Linked DNA regions of Homo sapiens: region 1 is linked to region 2. A link is a loop called in an ENCODE intact Hi-C map of the cell type or tissue named here. Cell type or tissue: endothelial cell of umbilical vein. All regions are shown on one strand. Region 1 overlaps VTA1 (vesicle trafficking 1). Region 2 overlaps LOC105378031 (a long non-coding RNA gene).

Region 1 (5,000 bases), 190 kb before region 2:
AAATAGTCAGCTGACTTACCCTGGGAAATTGTATTGAAAAGTGCGGGATCAATGGCAGGTATAGTCTGTGGAGTAGGTTGGATAGTATTACTTGCTACACCTGCAAATCAGAAAAGCAAAAATGGGCATAGAAGTATTACACCTTTTAATTATACAGCAGGGCAGCACTTAAAAATCATGAGGCAATTTCATTACTTTGCTTATTTTCTAGAAACATCAATGGATTCTAACTTGACATACTTAGTTGATGTTGGAGGATATCAAGTGTTTACATATGTGTATGGGCTATGCATTTCCTAACATGTATTTTGTCTAATGCTTCGCATTACTTCTCCATTAAAGCTTACCAAATATCTGTAGAAGTAGCAAACTCCCTACCTTTCAATTTCTCAGCCAATTAAATAATTTGGTGATAAAGTAGAACATAATTCTAATTTAGTTTAACTTAGAGGATGAATCCAATTTCATCACTGTGCATGAAATTACAAATTAACATTTGTAATTTTCTAGTTTACACATTTTAAGATATTTTTACATATCCAATAAACAATTATCCAATAAACAACTGTTTTGACTTTGTTAGAACATTTCAAAACTGTCATATCAATGAATAACTTAGCATTCTTGATTAATGGTAAGGAATATACTGAAGTTGAAGATTATTTATTAATCATCTAAAAAACTAACAAAAAGTGTTAAAAGTTCCCCCAAAAAAGGACTGAAATGATTCAATCAGCAGGAAAATAAAATGAGGAAAAGTTGATTACTCCAAATCAATGGAGTTAAACAGTCTCTCAAGATGGACTGTTTGCCAAACTAATACACTGAATTCGAATAGGCAATTTGTAGAAAGGGTAAAGTGGGAAAAATACTGGAATAAGAAAAAGGAAACAGAGAAAAAGGTTAAAATAAATAGGAAGTTTCTAGGGGGATGGATATATATCCACTGAGAGTTCTAGAATAACGGTTTCACAAAAGATGGCTGAAGTTCTAAAATTTTCTAAAGGTCTAAAGTTTTTCTGGTATGAAGTTCTAAAGTTCTTCTGGTAAGAAGTTTTGACTTTTAAGATTTTTCTCAACCCCAACCTAAGAGAAAAAATGGTTTAAATATACATTATTTACCTCACTTAATTGTTTTCCAGGACAAACTCGCTCTGTATTTATACCCTTTGGAACTATTAAAAGCCATATAAATATTGCTTTTTAACTAAAAATTGAAAAATTTTAAAGTACACAGGGATACAGATGAAAGGTGAAGTACAAATTTTATATAGTACAAAAAAATATAAAGGAGAAAGCCTGCCTCTCCTACCCCAAAGTTTAGGGCTAGTACCAGTTTCTATGACACCTTTCCACCCACCTACAAATAACTGTGTGTCCAATCCAATCTATATATATGTCAATGCTGTTCTCTGCTAAGAAATTTGTGTACTTATCTAAACCAAAATCTTCTAGAAGGCATACTTGCGTGTGTGTTTTGCAAATGGTAGTAAGTTCTGCATACTATACTTTAGTTTTATGCATTTTTCACTTAATGTGTCCTAGCAATAATTCCAGATTAATACGTATAAATCTGTCTTGCTGTTTTTAATGGTTCCATAGTGTCCCATTCTCTGCATGCATAGCTTATAAAGCAATCCATTACTGATGGACATTTAAGTTTTAATTTCCAATCTTTTGCTATTACAAATAATGCTACAGTAAATATTCTCATATACTGTGTATATGAATATATTTATAGAAAACTGTATAAAAGTATAAATGCAAAGTGAGGAGACAGCCAAATCTTAGGCTGACCTATTCAATGACTATTTTTTGCTTGATTTTGATAAGTACTCACCAAATATATTTAAATTATAAACATCTGACAATTTTCTCCACAAAACTTGCCAAACACTGAAAGGCACATAAATATATATTATTTTAAAAATGCTAGAATGTAAAATCTGAGATGGATCTTCACACTAGTCATGTCTAGTGCTTTGAAACAGGTGTACCTAGGCTTATGTAGATTACATATATCATTCATATACATCTTAAAAAACAAGGTAAATCTACTATACTCTAATGGTCCAATCTATAGATCAATGTCATTCATTGCTAAGTAATTTGCATTTCTGCCTAAATTAAAATCCTCCAAACAAATCTCTATTTATAGAGAAGACTATCCAGAAAGTGTGATTAAACAGACTCCTGAAAGAACACAGCATTTGGAGAGACACAGAAAAAGGAAGAAAGGAATGTTACCTATATTGTCTATGAGTAACAGTATAAGGAAAGAATGAGTGAAACCTTAGTGTAATCATGAGAAACAGGGTTGAGAGAAATGCGTAGGCCAGAGTATCAACAACAGGTTATCAAAGCTTACAGAAGAATGCAAACATGGTACTTCTGACACAAGTACACAGCCTACATTTTGATCTATGAAGTGAGCTGCATTTTACAATGAAAGGCTAGCTTTAATCATAAAATAATTATATTATTTAATCTAGCTTTATTACTAAAATCTTCTCCTGTAATATGAACTATAAAAAGCTTATGTTTCTTGAGAAAGAAAAAAACACACTGTATCAACTACATGTGATATCTGTGCAGTGTTGAAAGCACAAGAAGCAAACACTTCGCCTGTTTAAACAATCACTATCCCTGTCCTCATTGCACCTCCTTTGCTTTTTTGTGGAAGAACTAAAAACTGCAAATTAGTACATACTATTCTTTTCAGTTATCTTAAGGATTTCCCTTTGATAAAAGTGCATCCTGGACCTTTATATGAGAGAAAATAAATCATTCTTAACGTGAGTAAGAGGGGAAACATTTGCTATTATTTATATTATTAAAAATGTTATTTTGTTTTTTATTAGGCAACTATGAACTTTTTTTACTGTTTCAAATATAATAGAAAAAAATCTGGGGCTAAAAGGAGGAGATTTCAACATCTCAAACCAATCTTAAAGGGAAATATACTATCAGAAAAGTAGGTTTTAATTTGAGAGGATTTTAGTTCCTTAGAGGAAGGAACATAGAAGGCACATGGCTAAAACATGAAGTCAAAAAAACGTGGATTCAAATCCTGGTTCTGTCATTACTGGGTATGTTTGTTTTCTTAGAATAATTGCTTAGTCTCTTGAGAGTTTGTAAGTTAAAGACAGTAATACATAATATAGTTGCTGCAAGAATAAGTGTGGAAATTAGCCATGATAATCATTTGACTGGTAAGGCTACAAGAGTGTATAAAATATGATAGGATCTCATTCTATAAAAGTTCTAAGTTTTTTAGTTTTATTCTTCCCTCTAAGGAACAAAAGACAGAGAAAACAAGAGGCTCATGCTAGAGTTAACTAGATCAAATTGAACTGTTTATGACAAAAAACTTTCTAATGGAAAACCACCTAATATTTATCTTTATGTCATGAATATTCTAGCCAGGATACACTGTGTATTAGTTTGAACATATAAGACTATCAATACTTTATCATTTTTGTTACACAAAACTAGCAATTTCATATGGATCGATCTACTATAGCCCTCCTGTTAAAAGTGTTCTCTTTTGTATACTCATAGAGTGTACCTATATATAAAATATATACTGATGTGCCTATACCACAACTCTGCCTTGAGATATACTGTCTAAAACAAAACTCCTTGGACAGTCTTTCTATAAGGTTAATATCCTACCCCCAGTTGTGATACTTCTCTTGATTCGCATAATAATTTTAAGTGTTCATTAACTTGCCATTAAATACCTTGACTTTCCTTGGCACAGAAATAGGAAGGAAGAGGAAAAAAAGAGGGAAAGGAGGCTAATCTGCTGAACACTGATTTTGTGATAGGCCTACTACTAGTCCATTTTTACAGTTTTTCCCTTTTAATAATTAAAATAACCATGAGAAGTAAGTATGATTAATTTCATATTAGAAAGAGGAAAAATTAAGGTCACGAGAAGTTAAATATCAGCTGAGTTTATGCTTTAGCATGGGGTAGAAACAAATAACCAATATGATTTGCCTCCTAAATGCATTTTATTTCCCCTTGGCTCCTCTATGAGAATGCTTGTGTCTGGGACTCTTGATCAGGATTTCAACCTTCAAGTATAATCTGAACAGTATTCATCTAAGGCAAACAGATCTAAGTAGCTGGTTTCACTTACATTATTCCACACTGGAAATAATGAATATTTCTAAACATAATAAAATACTTAAAAGTGTTCCAAGAAATTTTACTTCCAAAACAAATGCAAATAGGTTTGTCTATTAATATCATCACATAGGCCATAAAATATTGAAAAGTCAAGGTCAAATATGCTGACTGAAGACACAAAAAAAGATCAGTGCTAAAATTATCATTTCATCAATAATCTTAAAGAAAACGTTAGCAATATTTTTGCAGATAATATAAACTTGTAAGTTTTAAAATAGGAGGAAAGACACTAATCATACTTGATGTTACAATGGTCAAAATAGAAAACTTGCATATAATGTAATTCATGCAAAATTTGGGTAAAATAAAAAAAATTTGGGTAAAATAAGGCTGACAAATAAAAGTAAAGTAGTAGTGTGTTACATAATAGGAACAGTAGAAATCAGGGCATGAAGGATGACTATCATTCCATTAATTATTTTAAAGTGTTTGTATAGTTTAGTACCATAAGTCACCTGGGATAAAAGTAAATTTTTAAGAAAAGTTTTTGAAAAAATTAAATGTAAAATTTAAATTATAGCTGCAAGTGTCCTACTTGGAGATAAAGGTGACATTTTGTCAACAATGCAATTAAAGGGAAGAGTAACTGAAATTTTGTCAAAGTGTCTTTACTGACCCTGACTTAACTACTAAGGACTAACTTTGTCAGATTTTTAAAAATAAAAACATAAACATACAGTACTGATTTATTCACAGATAGGTCTCTCTTTCCTGTTAGTTTTTTAAAGTGTAAGGTTAAAAAAAAAAAATCCGAATCCCTGCTTTCACCTGTCTATGATTTCATTGTTACTGAGATTTCATGC
Region 2 (5,000 bases):
GGCATGTTTCCCTCCACCTTTGAAGCCAGCAATAAACAGTTGCTCTTATTGAGTCCCTCTCATACTTTAAATTTCTTTGGTTAAGAAGAGCCTCCTCCCCTTTAATGGCTCACGTAAATAGATCAGACTCACTGCCTCAACTTTATTAAAGTCAGCTGATCTAGGATCTAACTACACTGCAAAATTCCTTCACAGAAGCACATAGATTTGGTTTGAATAATTAGAGGAAGGCATGTATATATCAGGAACCAAGGGTCTTAGTATCTTCTCAGAACTCTGCCTGCTATACTTGTCCAGATTCCAGTATCTGAGGTGGCCTTCTGTGTATTTATATGCCACATTTATGTGAGCCATCTTTCCTCTTAAACTCTACTTTTTTTTCACCAAAAATTGTGCCAGGTCATATGTTTTTCTTTTCTCTTCATCCGTCCAGCCTATCTGGCTGTGGCTATGACATTTTGCCCAGAGCTTTACCTTGAATGCTGTTCTGCATAGAACTAAATATTTTTTCTTATAACCTTAACTGATGCCTGGAATATAGCTTTAATCTCATCACACTGCCTAAAATCATAAACACCCATTGAGTGTTGGCTACACTGCAGGCCCTGAGGGCACAGAGATAAATCCACAAAGCAATTATTTTTAAAAAGTTTATAGTCTAGAAGAGGACATAAATGGAAAATAATAGTTAGCCTTATATTTTTAATACTATAACAGAGATATTTATATGGTCTAGTGAGTAAAAGGAAAGAGCATAACCTTCAGAGAAGTCTTGTTGAAGTGCCAGGTAAACTAATTAATTGGGGTAGCGTGTTCCACTGAGACAGAGAGAGATACAATGAATGACTCATTAATGAAACTGTAAGATATTTGGTATGGCAGACACATAGGGTTAAGGAGTACTAAAGTGAAAAATTCAACTTGAAAAGTAGGTAGGTAGGACACTCATGATGTGAAGGTTTACAATTTACCATGAAGATATAGAAGTTTTAAATACCTGCATACCAAATACTATAACAAATATCCATCATAAGGCAGGAACTACATGAGATGCAAAATAAAATTTACAGATAAACTGGAATGGTAAAATATTCAAATATATCACTCTCAGTTCAAGTCAAGTCAAGTATATAAAAAATAATAAAGATCTAGACCTGTATAATATAAACAATACAGTAGATTTCACAGATATTTTTGAAATTAACACCCTAATACGAATAGGGTACTTTCTTCTCAAGAAATGTAGAAGAGTAAACAAAGCTGATCACATCTTAGGTCTTGACTTGTTATTTCTAAACTCTTGTATTGTGACATTGTGCTCTTGATCTATATAGAAGATTTCTTCATTAATACTGTTCATTAGTGGCAATACAGTTAATCAGTCTTTTTATCTGTTTTTGTGGCAATATTTTTCTAGTGAATACTCCTAATTTACTGTTTGTTTTTCCGTGTTCTCTTCTCTGTGTTCAACTTTTTTTTCTTTAAATATCCTTGGATACGCATACAATGGTCATTTAAAAAATTTCACTTGGATTTGGTAACATGAGTTTCCCCTAGATCAGCCATTTTTAAGTGATTCACAGGACTGGAATGGGGCCGGAGCTATATGAGAGGCTAACCAGAATAATTGGAGTTTTACATCTGAATACAGAGTGTTATGTCTCTCAATGCAGCCTTTTTCCTTTTTGAGTTTCACCAGTAGAATGCTCCTTGAAGAGATGTATGTCTTCCTCCAAGATAAATATGGCATGTAGAATTGCATATACCACTTATTTTCAAGAAAGGTGCTCTGTAAACTTTTTCTGAAATCCAAAGGCTTGGAGTTTGTGCTTCTGCTTCTGGGTTTTGCCATAGAATGATTTGCGGAGAGGATAAGGAGAACACCTGCCTTCTATCTCACCTTTTATAACTATAAATTTAATTTTATGACTTGGATTCCTATAGCATTTCATCCACTTTTAAATATATTTATCACTATACGAGTTGTTACAGTAAAGTATCTCACTTTTTATTAAGTAATAAGCAGACTGCTTTTTTCTCTTAATTGATAGAGATTATTTAAAAGTAAAAATCCTGGACATAAAATATATAATAGTACATTGAGATTTTATGCATAGTAGGCTCATAATAGCTATTTTGTGATAAATATATTTTCCCATATATGTAATTTAGAATAAAATAATAAATTTTAACAATTTTCTTTAATACTTATACATTTTGTTATTATATATTTATAGTGCCAAATATTTTTTATTGAAAGGAACTGGCATCACAACAATACATTTTTTTGTTTTATATGTGACACAAAGCATATTTTGTTAATTAGACTGGAAAATATTCATTCCACATAATAAGAAAGTGACAATAATTAGGAAAAATGTTAGTTTATATTTTAATCATCTCCAAATCAACATTGTCACATGTATTTATTTTGTCACAATCAAACTAGAAGTAACATTAACTAATTTTCACCTATCATAATTAGTTATTTCTTCTCATTTCTCAAATTCTCTCATTATTTAAAGATAAAGCAGTAGAACATATTAGTACATTTAAATCTCTCAGTAGACTGTAAATTCCACGTGAACAAAAATTATGTTTAGTTTACTTGTCTTTGTACTTATGTCAGGGTACTTCAAACAAAATGTGTACCATATAGTGACGTAATAAATATTTGTTTAATGAATTTATCATTTTTACAATTATAATTGCTTCTGGTTCTTATTTTTGCTACTTGACGGTGACTTTTTTAGGAAACGAGGAAAACTCCTGCCTTTATTTTGATGTTTCAGAAATAGAAATGTAATCTAACTAGTTGAATTTTATAGAACCTTATTTATTTTTAAAGACATTTATAACCATGACATTATTATATTTAAGTATTTCTTTCTGCTTCTTCATTAGTTCATAAGAAGAATCTGGGTCCCTTTTGTCTTTTTTTTGACAAAAAGAGAGTATTTAGAAATAAATTGGATTTGAAATGATAATACTTTAAGATATGACCAGTCAGAAATTTTGTTAAAAATTGAATATTTCAAATATATTGCTATTTATCTGAGAAATTAGAGGTGTAGAGATGTTATTAGAACTCAAACTTTCTTCAGCAAATATCCACTTATTCCAACATGTTATTCTAAGAAACTCTGATAGACAATAGATTCTCATTCTTTTTCAGAAACGTTGCTTAGGTATTCTTTGGTTTTTATTATATAGTTTATCCTTGTTACTTTTATTATGATGCCTTTTGGTGATTGTTCATAAGCCCTATTTCTCTTTCCCCTCTCAAGTATGAAATGGGCAAAGGTTGCTGTCATAACTCAAATCCTCTTCCAGGCTCTGCTTTTCTACATAACAACCTTTTGTTGGGTTCTTAAAAAAATTCCATCAGTTTTGAAGAATTCAGGCTGTTGCCTAAAATCTATATTTACTTTCTGCATTATCTCATGATTTGACCCAAATTTACTTTACTTGACATATATCATCATAATTTGTGATATGAGGTAGTCACTACTTCTTTGTTTTATTAGAAATGAAGTTGTCTATTTAATTTTGTTTTCATTATTTAAATATTGCTTTTAGTTGATTGCTGAGAGGTTAGGGTAAAATCAATTTTACTCTACCATCTTTCTCTGAAAATATGTAAGCAATCTAATATACAAACAGACTTTATTTTATTTCATCTTACACAGGTATAATGCAGAATAACAGAGAAGACCCATTGGAGATGTAAAGAGTAACTGCCATGGGTGTATGAAGATTAAATACGCACTGGTGATAAATTCCCCATGAATAAGCTATGGATGCACAGGACAGATATTTTGGTGGGATTCTTGTAGACTGCCACTTTAGATTATCCATAGATTATCTATAAGGTCCCATTTCCATGCTTTTATTCTATTATTTTATTATTTCTTTTTCGTGATGTTGTTAGACATAGGGAGTTCTAGATTAGTAAATGAGTAATTCAAAGCAGTCTAATAAGACATTTTCTCTTAAGTAATTTTCAGCAGAAAAACAGAAGAAATACACATCTTTTTTCTATGAACTGTGTAATAATGCAAAAATAAAAGTAATCACTGAAAAATGAAGGAACAAGTAGATTAAAAAATTTACAAGCTACATTGAGCTTTAAAGTGATGCGTAAATACTGTGCAGGTAGCGATTATTTATATAATAGCCTGGATCATTTTATCAGCGTTTAACCAGCTTTCTTCTTAAAATTGTAACTACTAAAATGAATTTATAGTACAAAGCAACTTGCTATAGATACATTCAAAGAAACTTTCTTGGAGTATTTAAGAGCACCAAACCAAACAAAGATAATTAATAAAAAGGTTCAGCACTCTGATCTCAGGGGGAAGGAAATGGGGCAGGATATACTTGTGCTCTTAAGCTATTCTAGGGAATTCTTTAGAATGTTCTGTGAGCATTACTCTGTGCTTCAGAATAATATGTTGCTGTACTAGCAACATCATCTTCATAAATTTGCACCTTTGGTGGCTAATCATAAGGCTTCATTTTTCTGAAAGTCATAACTCACATCAGCCTGCTGCACTGAGTGAGATAACATTATTTTCTTGTTCATGGAAATAAAATTCTACAAGTGATTTACTGATGTGCTAATTACCATTTCCAGGATGAGCTAGGGAATACTGTGGTTTCTCAAATCGTTTCTTGCCTAAAAATACATTTATATTTGCAATAAACTCTGAAGCATAAAATGGTGTTAGTCTTGTGGATTGTTGCCAAACATGGTAGGCAATATCCTCATAATTTTTATTTTTAAATTTTTTCAGTAAATTATCAACTGTGCTTGAGCAGAAAATGCCATAATTGCTGATTTATTTGTGTGTGTGAATAGTAATTTCTTCATAACATCAGTAATGGAAACATATCAGCACCCATGGAGGATTAGCAGATAAAATAATATATATAAATAACATGTATCATATATAAAACATGTATATCTTATATATAACATATATTTTCTATATCTCTCT

Evidence for each region. Peaks named below come from ENCODE experiments on the same cell type or tissue, not always from the same donor. Only the 100,000 strongest peaks of a DNase experiment are listed, where the experiment ranks them.
Region 1: a loop joins it to region 2, with 5 times the contacts of the local background. A loop is called at or near these places in 1 of 110 quality-filtered maps.

Annotation. Positions count from the first base shown.
Region 1 is chr6:142,199,085-142,204,084 of GRCh38, reverse strand. VTA1 (vesicle trafficking 1) reads right to left here. Exons shown (of 8, transcript NM_016485.5): 7 at 20-100. Among named protein-coding and RNA genes, the nearest start is that of VTA1, 54 kb to the right of the region's middle. In endothelial cell of umbilical vein, no CTCF peak of the experiment used is centred here; DNase peaks (open chromatin) are centred at 2,684, 3,054 and 3,674; H3K27ac peaks cover 2,687 bases.
Region 2 is chr6:142,004,808-142,009,807 of GRCh38, reverse strand. The region is part of intron 1 of LOC105378031 (a long non-coding RNA gene); the gene reads left to right. Among named protein-coding and RNA genes, the nearest start is that of GJE1, 130 kb to the left of the region's middle. In endothelial cell of umbilical vein, no CTCF peak of the experiment used is centred here; no DNase peak of the experiment used is centred here.